2 separate regions of the Homo sapiens genome follow, and region 2 is linked to region 1. The links are chromatin contacts, found by Hi-C or POLR2A ChIA-PET in ENCODE. All regions are on one chromosome and are shown on one strand. Each heading gives the region's core, a stretch centred on a gene start or an enhancer-like site at or near the end of the contact. The rest is flanking DNA. Distances are from core to core; before and after follow the strand shown.

Region 1 (5,999 bases), core at 910-3,409:
CATACTCCTGCACTTAAAATGCAAGATTCTTGTCTGTAATCCCAGCACTTTGGGAGGCTGACATGGGAGGATAGCTTGAGCCTAAGAGTTTGAGAACCAGCCTAGGCAACATAGTGAGAGGCTGTCTCTTAAAAAAAAAAGAAAAAAAAAAACTTCCACGATTCTCCCCTCAAGTCTCACTCTGTTTCCCAGGTTGGAGTGCAGTGGCCTGGTCTCGGCTCACTGCAGCCTCTGCCTCCCAGGTTCAAGGGGTTCTTGTGCCCCAGCCTCCCAAGTACCTGGGATTACAGGTGCCCACCACTACGCCCGGCTAATTTTTGTAAATTTTTAGTAGAGATGGGGTTTTGCCATGTTGGCCAGGCTGGCCTCGAACTCCTGACCTCAAGTAATCAGCCTGCCTTGGCCTCCTAAAGTGCTGAGATTACAGGTGTGAGCCACGCGCCCAGCCCCTTAGATGCATATCTCATTGTCCCAAACTTCTCCACCTGCTAACTTTAAGATTTCGCTTTGATGAACTCTGACTTTTCCTCTCATTCCGCCGAGCCATTCTGCCTGCTCAGTGAAAAAAGGTGGCCTTGGGTTTGCCAACCAATGACACTTTCCTCAGGCAAGGGTAACTCACAGAGTACAAGTGACACAAGATTTTTTTCTTCTTAAATTTAACTACTAAAATTATAACTTATTTATAGATCTCTAATTGGCTTTGTAAATGAAGGCCAGAATGCATCATAAAGCAAGATTCAAAGAAAGAGAACACCTAAGTACAGATTGGAAATATGGCCATTAAATTTATATGCCTATCGAGGCTGGATGCGGTGGCTCATGCCTGTAATCCCAACACTTTGGGAGGCTGAGGTGGGTGGATCACTTGAGGTCAGGAGTTTGAGACCCACCCGGCCAACATGGCAAAAACCCATCTTTATTAAAAATACAAAAATTAGCTGGGTGTGGTGGTGCATGCCTGTGGTCCCAGCTACTCGGCAGGCCAAGGCACAAGAATCACTTGAACCCGGGAGGCATAGGCTGCAGTGAGCCAAGATTGTGCCACTGCACTCCAGCCTGGGCGACAGAGCAAGAATCTGTCTCAAAAAATAAAATAAAAATGAAAATAAATAAATAAATAAAATGTATATACCTATTGAGGTATTAAAAGTCTTGGCCTTCTTTCATTATCCTTTTAAGACCAGTGGTTCTCAATCTGGACTCACGTTGAAATCACCTGGAGAGTTTTAAGGGACACTAAAGTCTGGGTCCCAACCCCAGAGATTTTGTTGTGATTGCTCTGGGTGTGAGGACTTTAAAAAATTCCCCAAGTAATTTTTTTTTGCACAACTAAGATTGTGCATGGGTTTGAAGGGCAAGTCTTGCAGGTCTCACAGTAACTATCTGAGTTGCTTTTAGTATTTGAAAGTATGGACCTTGAGCCTGCCGAGACCCAGTATTTCCAAAGCTTCCCAACTTTGTTAACTGTGAAACGTCATTGACTTCCAGGGTCATAGGCATACTCTCCATACGGTCTAAGTTCTTCCTGCAATTATGGCTTTAAGGAAAGAGGGTCTTAATTTGTCTCCTGCATAAATGAGCAAGTCAAGTGTGGTGGGCCAGGAGGGGCCAATGCCTGGGAAGATAGATCCAGGGGGAAGAGGCAGAATGCTTATCCCAAGGGGAACAGCTTGTGCCATCTTCATCCTTGAGGGTTCTTGGGTCACTTGCTGAGGGGTTTTTCCCTCTCTTTTCAGCTGCATTTATCCAGCTACTATGGGCTGCTCGGGCTCTGGCAGGATCTCCCTGTGTCAGAGTCTTCTACAGTAAGAACCCTCTCAAAAGGTGTGGAAGGGGAAACAGAAGAGGAGCTAAAGGCTCAGGAGCTCAGGTCCCTGCCCCCACCTCGTCCTCCTCAGCACAGCCCCGATCACGTGGGTTGCCACCCACTCATTTGTTGGTGACTCTGAACCTTGGTTAGGGACAATTACCCACCACAGTCTCTCAAGCAGCTGCTTAGAACTTGCCCAGCGAGTTCTGCAGCAAGGTCTGGCCTGCTGAACTCACCCCAGGACTGTGGCTCCCTGAGGCTGGAGCGGAGCCTTTTTTCAGAAGCCTCTCAGATCGACTTTCTTTATAAGCTGAATGTGGCCTTTGCGGTCACCCTCTTGGTCATCCACAGATCTAAAGATTCCTGACCACACTTGTTGTCAGCCGAAATAACAAACCAAGCTCTCTCCCGACCCACGATGGAACCAGGCCTGGGAAGAGAATGCCCACATTGTTTTATTGTGAGATCAGGCATAGCTTTCCCAGTGGTAAAGGGAAACCCTCAAATGCCTTTAATACTTCTGCCAGTCCTGGCAGGTTATTTTCATTCTTCACCAGGGCACAGAAAACGATTGTTTCAGGGAACTCTCAAGCTCCCTCTAGTGTTTTCAATATATTGGGCATTACCTGAGCATCAACATTTTGAGGGACCTAAGGAAATAATCAGATGTTTGGACTAAGACTTATGAATGGAGATCATCATACCAGTGATATTTATTTATTTATTTATTTATTGAGACGGAGTCTCGCTCTGTCACCCAGGCTGGAGTGCAGTGGCATGGTCTCGGCTCACTGCAACCTCCGCCTCCTGGGTTCAAGCGATTCTCCTGTCTCAGCCTCCTGAGCAGCTAGGATTACAGGCGCGCACCACCACGCCCTGCTAATTTTTGTATTTTTAGCAGAGACGGGGTTTCACCATGTTGGTCAGGCTGGTCTTGAACTCCTGACCTCGTGATCTGCCCACCTCAGCCCCCCAAAGTGCTGGGATTACAGGCGTGAGCCACCGCGCCTGGCCCAGTGATATTTATTATGATAGTAAAAAATATAAGTAACCCAAATAGGGAAGTGGAAAAATAATCATGATACAGTATGGCATACCACTTTGAAACACTGATGTTTATGAAGACTTTTTAATGACATGGGAAAATGTTCATGACGTTATCGTGTTAATGAAATTGTACGTACATTGAGATATACACAATGTAAAGAAGTATGTAATATGTGCACAGAAAAATGTTGGAAAGAAATGTCCCCAACTGTCAGCTATTTCTAGGGGTGGGATTATAGGTCATTTAAATTTTCTTCTTGAGTCTATATCTGAAAGTCCCACACTGAGTTTGTAGAAAAATATAATTAGGATACAGGAATTTACAATCTGGAAAAAGTTATTCTATCAGTCGGGGCCTCAATAGGAAACAGGTGGTACACTAACATCAAAACGGTTTGAGGATGGTTCGTTGATAAGGGGATTAATTTCAAAAGTGTGGGAGTGTGGGGAAATCACAAGGGATGCTGCAGGGTCTTTCGTATAGAGCTACAGAGCTGTTACCATTGCTAGGAGAAAGAGAAGAGGCAAGGAAGGAGTTCACAGAACCTAGAAGGAGAAAGAGACACACAGCTGGCCACAGTAAGAGGAGCAATGACTTTCGGTTGGGGGAAGACCCAACCAAAGGTGACCTCATAGTGTCTGTCACTTGCCTCCCTCCTCTGATCTCCTGGGGATCCCTGCTAGACAGAATCAGCTGAAGCCAGCAGGCAGGAAGATCATGATGCAATCCATACAGACCCATATCATGAGGCTCAGAGCAGAGTACAAAAGGGTAGAGAGTGATTTAGGGCTAGGAGGTGTTCATATGAAAGATATCAAGCAGAGATATTTTTGATGTTGTTTTGTCTTTAGAAACAGGGTCTCGCTATGTTGCCCAGGCTGGACTTGAATTCCTGGGCTCAAGTGATCCTCCTGCCCCAGCCTCCCAAATAGCTGGGATTATAGGTGTATGCCACTATGCTCAACCCAACAGAGTTTTAAAAAGAATTTGTAAAAGCTTGAAGAATTTATTAAGTGAAAGTCAGAATGGACTTTAGGGTAGTTTTCTAGACCAACCATGGCTTTCATTTTGCAACATACCTTGATCAAGTCCTGGGAAGATGACCACTGGACTTTCGCAGGGGCAACCTTAGACATGGGCAGCCCTTTGCTCCTGAAAAATACCAACTCTCTTTGAACCGAAATGATTATTAGAGAGCTGTATGTGAAGAAGCAGAATGATGTAATGGGAAAAGTGCAGAGATAGAACACCTGGATCAAATCCATGCCACTTGGGCAATTTATTTGTCTTGGTCTCTTTTCTCACGTGTGAAATAGGTGTAATGAAATTTATGACAGATTTGTTGTGAGGATCAAGAGAGATTATATATGTGAAGGAACTCGATATAATATCCCACACATGGGAAGCACTCAGTGGATGTTGAATGTGAACCTGAAATCTGTCTCTTGGAAACTTCTTACTACTGGTCCCATAGTGACCCAGAGCACATCCTCTGTCTTCCTCACGCTGGTCCTTCAAATGTTTGAAGATAACAGGAATGTCCTCCTGAGTATCCTCTCCTTCAAGCTAAGTGTTTCTAGTTCCTTTGATCATTTTGGTTTTTTAAACACTGATCCTGTTCCAGGCCGTACAAGGTCGTTCATGCCTGAAATCCCAGCACTTTGGGAGGCTAAGGCGGGAGGGTTGCTTGAGCCCAGGAATTGGAGACCAGCCTGGGCAACACGGTGAGACCCTGTCTGTACAATTTTTTTTTTAATTAGCTGGGAATGTTGGCATGCACCTGTGGTCCCAGCTACTTAGGAGGCTGAGGAAGGAGGATTGCTTGAGCCCAGTAGGTCGAGGCTGCTGAGAGCTGTGTTGGTGCTACTGCACTCCAGCCTGGGTGACGGAACGAGACCCTGTCTCAAAAACAAAACAAAACAAAACAAAACAGGGAGAGGACTTGTTTTTAGATGACCCATGATCCCAGCCAGATGGATTTCTATAGAAGAGGCATCTGACCAAAGCTGTGCAATTAAATGTCTGCCTGGGGAGTTCTGAAACTGGAAGGAAGCAAATCAAACCCTCTTTCCTGGTAGGAGCTGAGCAAGGTGTGGATGAGAGGAGCAGAGAAATGGGTGAAGAGGGACTGCTGCAGCATTCAGGCATCTGGTGGCAGTTGCTCCAAAAGCTCAGGATAGCATGGCCTTTCCAGTGGATTGTCATTCAGTCCTTCTTGGATTCTGCGAACCAATAAAGTCCCATTGTCTAAACCAGTTCCTGGGTTTCTGAGACTTTCAAATAAAAGAATTGCATTGGCCACAGCATTGGCCAGATTTAAAAGCCTAGAGCATGGGCTCTGGAGTCCAAGACACCTGAGTTTGAATCTTATAGCAACCATTTCCTAGTTGTGTAATCTTTAGCAAGTTTCACAACTACTCTGAATCCATTTTCTTTTTTTTTTTTTTTCCTAATTAGAAAAAAATTTTTTATAGAGATGGGGTCTTTCTATGTTGCCCAGGCTGGTCTCAAACTCCTGGCCTCAAGCGATCCTCCTGCCTCCACCTGCCAAAGCTCTGGGATTACAGGTGTCGGCCACCATGCCCCACCTGAACCCATTTCCTTTACCTGCCAAGTGGGAACAGAATTACATACTTTACCACTTTATTAAAAGGAGCAAGAAAGGATAATATATATATAGTTCTGTACCTGGCATGCAGTAGACTCCTCTCACTGATGATAGCAAAGTAATTTATCTGTATTATTCCTGAGTTTTCAGTCAATTCAGACATTCACATAAGCTCTCACAAAATGTTTCCCCACCCTGAACTCGCATTGACTTTTCGAGCCTAATTGTGGGATTTTAAGAATTTCCCTGCTCAATTTCCTCCTTGTTAATTCCCAAGAAATTGTTTAACAGGAATGTCTAAATTTTTGAAAAGACAGATGCTCTTCTGTCCCCAAGGAGGATTCTGACTTGTGTTGCTTTCAGAGCTTCAAGACCAGATCAACAGCAGCAGTCAATGTTTAAAGAAGTCTTTCTCCTCTGCTGTGTGTAGATTCTTGGGCCCTTTCCCAGAAATGACTTTCCAGAATAATTGTCCTAGAAAGCTACACACAGGCTGCCTGTCTGCTGAATTGCCACACATTGGAGGTGAT
Region 2 (5,999 bases), core at 2,293-4,792, 170 kb after region 1:
GGTGCTTGCAGAGGCACTGAAAAGTCATCCTCACATGTTGAGGATGATCTTTGGAGCCCCAGAAGAATCCCTAGATGGACCTAAGAGTTATCCTAGGAAATCCCAAGCAAGGACCATTTTTATTCACCTTTGTGTGGCCAGAACTCTCCACAGGGCTTGGAAGTTAATACATGCTCAGTTACATTGGATGAATGTGTTGAGGTTCTCTGATCCTTTGAGGTCCCCCAGGCCTGGGGAACCAACATCATCAGGTCCCAATACCTGGAGGTGATGCTATAAGTTCAAATTATGAATTAACCAAGTTAAGAATTATTGTAATTCTATACTTCCAGAGATCCTCTAACGGTACCCACTGCTATACCGTCCAAAGCGCCTGTTCAAGGTAGTGGTTATCAAAAATGAATGTGAATTAAAATCAGCTGGGGAAATGTCCTACAACTATGGATTCCCAAGCCTCATAGGTATTTGATTTAGGTCTAGTTTGGAGATAGGTATTTTGATTTAGTAGGTCTGGGTTGGAGCCCAGGAAGTCTGCTTTTGAAACAAGCTCCTGAAATAGTTCTGATGACCATGTGATGGAAACCATAATTTGGGGAAAGCCTCTGGTGCTGGCTGTTCTCCCTTGCCCATCCAGATGTGCTCTCTACTTCTAGTCACTCTGGCCTGTGCCTGCACAGCTGCCTTCTGTGGCCTGGACCATCTGGGCTTCTTTGGCCTCTGGCTGCCATTGGGTTCCATCAGTGGGAGACCCTAGCAGAAGCTGGGTAGGATGAGAGAGAGGGTGGACATTGAGTCTCCTGGCCACTCCCTGCAGGCTGTGGTTTGGCAATGACTGCATCCATGATGCCTGTCAAGCAGGTCCTCTCTCCTGGCTGCAGCTCTTGCCAAATCCTTCACCAGCTCCCTTTCTTTTCCCCTGCAGGCCTAGGGGTGGTTACGGCTTCCTGCAGTGGCTGGTCTCTGGGTGCTTCACTATGGTTTCCTTTAACCCTGCTCAGGTCTCTCTAAGTAATCCCTTCATTACATACTCTCCAGTTACCTCTTTGTTCCCTCTGCTCCTGCCAAGACAGGAAAACAAAAACATTGACTGGAAAGAGTCAAGAATTCTGGGCTCAGTTCAATTCAATTCAGCAAACATTTACTGAGTGAGGTCCTCTCAGCCAGGCTCTATGCCAGGAGCTGAGGTTACAGAAAAGAACTCAGACATGGCACCCACCTCCTGCAGAGTTCACAGCTTCATGGGATGCTAGAGGGCCCCTGGTGTGGCTGCACTGGAGGTGGAGTAGAGGCTGAGATTGTCATGCCTAGTCCAATTGGAGGCAGAGAGATGCAGAGAACCTTTGGCCATAGGATGCTCCCATTGGACAGGTGCTGATCAGGGTGACCCAGCCTCTAGGTGATCTGTGTGGTCTGGGTGCCTCCTGCCATCTCCCAATCACCGTAATTAAGGCTTCCTTCCTTCTAAAGCAGGTTTAATTCACCAGCCTGCCAAGACTCCCCTGCCTCCATCCAGAGGGGTGTTTGGGAGAAAAGAGGAACACTTGTTGGAGTAATGGGCTTGAGGGCCCTGAGGTTACAACTGAAGTAAAGCTCTGGCTGGTATGTGTCACAAACCTCCCATTCAGGGCTCATAATTCCACAAACCATCTCCATTGACTTTAAAGAAGGACATGATCTTGAGCAAGTTCCTTCTCTGCCCTGGGCCACAGTTTCCTCATTCCTCAAACAGGGCTGATAAGGTCAGTGCAGGGAGGCTGACCAGTGCTGTTCATCCAGAAGACTGAGAATAAGAAAAAGCATACTTTAAAGGAGTCTGGCAAACTCCTATTCATCCTTCAAAAGCCAACTGAACATTTTACTTCCTCCAGGAAGACTTCCTGGAGCCCCCTAACTTCTCCTTCTCTTGTATTCATCATAGTCTCCGGTAACATGACCACCAGCCTGCCTAGTCCACTTGACCTCTAGATTCCTCAAACATCTGTCTCTTTCTCTCCAGAACCCAGCACTGGGCCTAAGGCATATCAGGGCATCAGAAAATGTGTTATGAACTGAGTCAAAAGGAATTCTTCCTGCAACAGAAGAAGTAGTGCAGAGGGTTCACGTTACAACTTTCGACTTTACAGTGGTGTGAAAGCAATACACATTCAGCTGAACATCAATAAGAGATACCAATACTTCATTATAAAACAAGCTTTGTGTTAGATGATTTTGCCCAACCGTAGGCTAATGTAAGTGTTTCAAGCATGTTTAAGGGAGACAGGGCTAAGCTATGATGTTCAGTAGGTTAGGTGTATTAAATGTATTTTTGACTTAGTACGTTTTCAACTTATGATGGGTTCGCTGGGATGTAACTGCATCATAGGTCGAGGAGCATCAGTAGTAATACCAGTGACCTTATCAGCCTTGTTTGAAGAATGAGGAAACTGTGGCCCAGGGCAGAGAAGGAACTTCCTCAAGGTCACATAGCCTGTAAATGACATGGTAGCGTTGGGACTTGAAGCCAAACAAACTTGCTGACTGCAAGGGCTGGACTCCTCATGGTGCAGGGAGGCTGACCCGTGCAGGGAGGCTGACCAGTGCTGTTCAGCCAGGAGATTGAGAATAAGAGGACACTTTGATGGAGCAAGTGCTCCTTGCCAGGAACTGTTAAGAGCACATTTGCATCAACGCACTTAACCCTGACAGCCTTGTGAGGTATATGTGTGAACAATGCCCAGTTTGACAGATTAAGATCCAGAGCCTTGAGATGATTAAGAAATGCATCCAAGGGCACGCTGGCTCACGCCTGTAATCCCAGCACTTTGGGAGGCCGAGTTGGTAAGGTTCATGAGGTCAGGAGATCGAGACCATCCTGGCTAACACAGTGAAACCCTGTCTCTACTAAAAATACAAAAAATTAGCCAGGCGTGGTGGTGGGTGCCTGTAGTCGCAGCTACTCAGGAGGCTGAGGCAGGAGAAAGGCATGAACCCAGGAGGTGGAGCTTGCAGTGAGCCGAGATGGCGCCACTGCACTCCAGCCTGGGTGATACAGCGAGAGTCTGTCTCAAAAAAAAAAAAAAAGAAATGCCTCCAAGATCATACCAAGAAGAGGCAAAACTTACCTAGATTTATCTAGAGCCCATGCTCTGCGCCATTGCATTTTCCCCAGGGAACTTGACTCCAATTTCAGATTAGGAAGAAAGACAGCACACAGCTCAGTGTTGTACTGTACTGTATTTGTAAGAGATTTATAAACAGAAATGTGCCTCTACATCATGGCTCCCCTACCTCCCCAAATAAAAATAAAGAAAGAAAGAAATGGAAAGGAAAAAAGAATAGTGCTTCTAGGAGCATCCCGAAGTATATGAATTGAGAGTTTGGAAAATTGACAGCATGACAGAGTAAACTGCAGGCGCCTAGCGGAACATGCTTGCTGTGCTGGGGATCAGCTGTGTGATCCTTTCCTTCTCTGGGCTTCAACTGTTCCCTCATCTTTCTTTCAGAGCCTTCTTGACAGTGTTTCCTTTTGGATTGGCAAGTATGTGGGACAGTTTGTGTCAAGCACACAGTCTCTTTGCGCCCTCTACTGTTCAGTTATAGCACTGTCCGTGGCCTGGTTTGTTAAATTCACGTACGTTAAGGTAAGGGGATGGTGAGCCACAAAGTGCGTCCACAGAAGGCCACAATGTCACTAAGCAAAAGCCAGTCCTCTTCCATCCTAGCAAAGACTCGAAAGTCCTGTTGATCCTGCCCACACAATTTCAATTATTTTCTTAAGTGCTTTTTCCTGAGTGCACTTGCACACACGCCCTCTACACCCACACCCAGTACCACCTGTTATTAGAGTTATCACATTGTATGGGAATTGCCGGCTGACATGTCTTTTTAAGCACGAGGCCTGGCATTACTCACCTTGATAGTCTCTCTCTGCCCTGTAGGAGAGTGTGTGACATGTATACCCTCCACTCAAGTGTATGGAATGTAGAGAACAATGAATCAACAAAAAAAGAGATGGCAATCTGGAGAAAGGTTGGGGTAAAGAGTTGCAGCCAGAGGGGGATGTTCTGAATTCAAAACTTTTTTTAAGGCAGGGTTTCCCTCTGTCGCCCAGGCTGGAGTGCAGTGGTGGAATCATGGCTCACTGCAACCTCCACCTCCCAGGCTCAAGCAATCCTCCCACCTCAGCCTCCCAAGTAACTGGGACCACAGGTGCGCACCCCCACACCCAGCTAAGGTTTTGTATTTTTTGTAGAGATGAGGTATCACCATGTTGCCCAGGCTGGTTTCGAACTCCCGAACTTAGGTGATCCGCCCGCCTCAGCCTCCCAAAGTGCTAGGATTACAGGCATGAGCCACCACGCCTGGCCTTGAGTTTGGAACTATTGCATCCCAGTTTCAGTAAGGTTCCCTCTGCCTGCAACATGTCCCACTTCCTTTGCCCAACTTCACCTGCATCACACCTCTCATCCTTGGGGTGTCAGCTTAGGAATGATCCCTTTGGGAAGCCTTCTCTGATTCCCACTTGTCTGAGTGAGATCTGTTTTCTATTTGCTTCCTCACATCCTGAGGTTTTTCTACCAAAATACTTATCAAACTATATTCCAACTCTGATTTAGTTGTCTTTCCCACTAGACTTGAATTTCCACAAAAGCAAAGACGAGGTCTAGCTTGCTCATCCTGGTACTCCCAGTGCTTTCAAGGGTGCTTGTGTTCATCCTTTTATTTGTAGAATGACTATTATGTTAGAACTAATATGAATGGGCTAACAAATTCCAAGATGGAAATGAAAATCATAGAAGGGACTCAGGGAGCATCTAGTCTTATCCCTTCATTTTACAGATGAGGAAACTGAGGCTTAGAGAGGGTACCTCTCCTTAGAGAGGAAACCGAGGCTTAGAGAGGCTAGAGCCTGTCAGTGGCAGAGCTGGAATTAGCGAGTTATAATGGGGACTTTCTGGGCTTTATTTGCTGTCTGATTTGTCTAAGGAATAAAGGTGTCTTAGGTTCTTGTGACTCAAAGTGTGGACGGCAGACCATCAGCATTAACCGCACCTGGGAATATGTTAAACTCTCAGGACTTACCCTAGACCAGGAGGGCAGCTATCTAGGCTTCTAAATCATTACAGTTCCTTGCAGGAAAGCCATCTGGTCAAGTGGAAAAGAAATCCTAGCCAATGTCTTGTGGCATTAAGTGCAGGCTATAGACCAAAGGCCAAAAGTGTGGGCCCCTCACCTCTCAAAGTTCAGACAGTTTCGAAGTCCAGGGCCTGGCCTGATGGAGGATGATGGCCAAGATTCAGGTGAGCTGACTCAGTGAATAAAGAGGCCTCGAATAAAGAGGACCTCCTGGAAGCACGGCAAAAGCTGACTAGCACGCCTGATGCTGCACATTGTAGCATCCAACCTTGCAGCTATTACACTAAACAAATATTTTTATAAATGTATATTTATTTATACAAAGAATTCCACCCACACTGCTCAAGGTGGTGGTGAAAGTAATATACGCGTACCTGCTAGTGGCATTGTAAACTGCAGCCTGTTTGGAAAACACTACAACATGTAATAACAACTATAAAGTGATTTATCTCCTCAGACCAAGGAATGCCACTCATAGGAAACCATCCTAAGGAGATAATTCAACACAAGTGAAAAGCCACATGCATGAGATGTTTATTAAAGTTAAAAGTGGAAAATACTAAATCAAAAGGGAATGGTTGAGCAAATTATGACATGGTATCTTCATGAAGACCATTCAACTTTAATTATAATATAATTAATATGTCCCACTTCACCTGCTTGGGGTACAATAGTGATGAAGAACATGATCTGTGGGTTTTCAGTTCTGACTCTACCATTTACTGTGTTACCTTGGACAAGTTTACTTAGCTGTTCTATGCCTCAGTTTCCTTATCTGTAAAATGGGGATAATAGCAATACCTATTTTATAGGATTGTTGTGAGGATTAAATTATTTAATTACGTTCATTAAAGTGCCTGGAATAGTGCTTCTCTATAAATTTA

Evidence for each region. Hi-C counts contacts between places; a loop is a spot of excess contacts on that map. ChIA-PET counts read pairs that join two places held with the same protein, here RNA polymerase II (POLR2A). Pooled maps may share reads with other maps.
Region 2: a map of HCT116 shows a loop between it and region 1 (2.1-fold over the local background). The contact joins two enhancer-like sites. A Hi-C loop is called at or near these places in 1 of 168 maps with a recorded cell type or tissue (HCT116) and 4 of 50 pooled maps. POLR2A ChIA-PET finds 5 or more read pairs at or near these places in 2 of 52 experiments (PC-3 and RWPE1).

What each region holds. Positions count from the first base shown.
Region 1 is chr9:109,343,577-109,349,575 of GRCh38, forward strand. No RefSeq gene overlaps it. Among named protein-coding and RNA genes, the nearest start is that of EPB41L4B, 26 kb to the left of the region's middle. Within about 2 kb of position 2,160, at least 13 of the 41 ENCODE cell types and tissues checked have a DNase peak (open chromatin) inside an H3K27ac peak, as active enhancers do.
Region 2 is chr9:109,517,114-109,523,112 of GRCh38, forward strand. It overlaps a transcript of PTPN3 not described here. Among named protein-coding and RNA genes, the nearest start is that of MIR3927, 8.6 kb to the left of the region's middle. Within about 2 kb of position 3,543, at least 2 of the 41 ENCODE cell types and tissues checked have a DNase peak (open chromatin) inside an H3K27ac peak, as active enhancers do.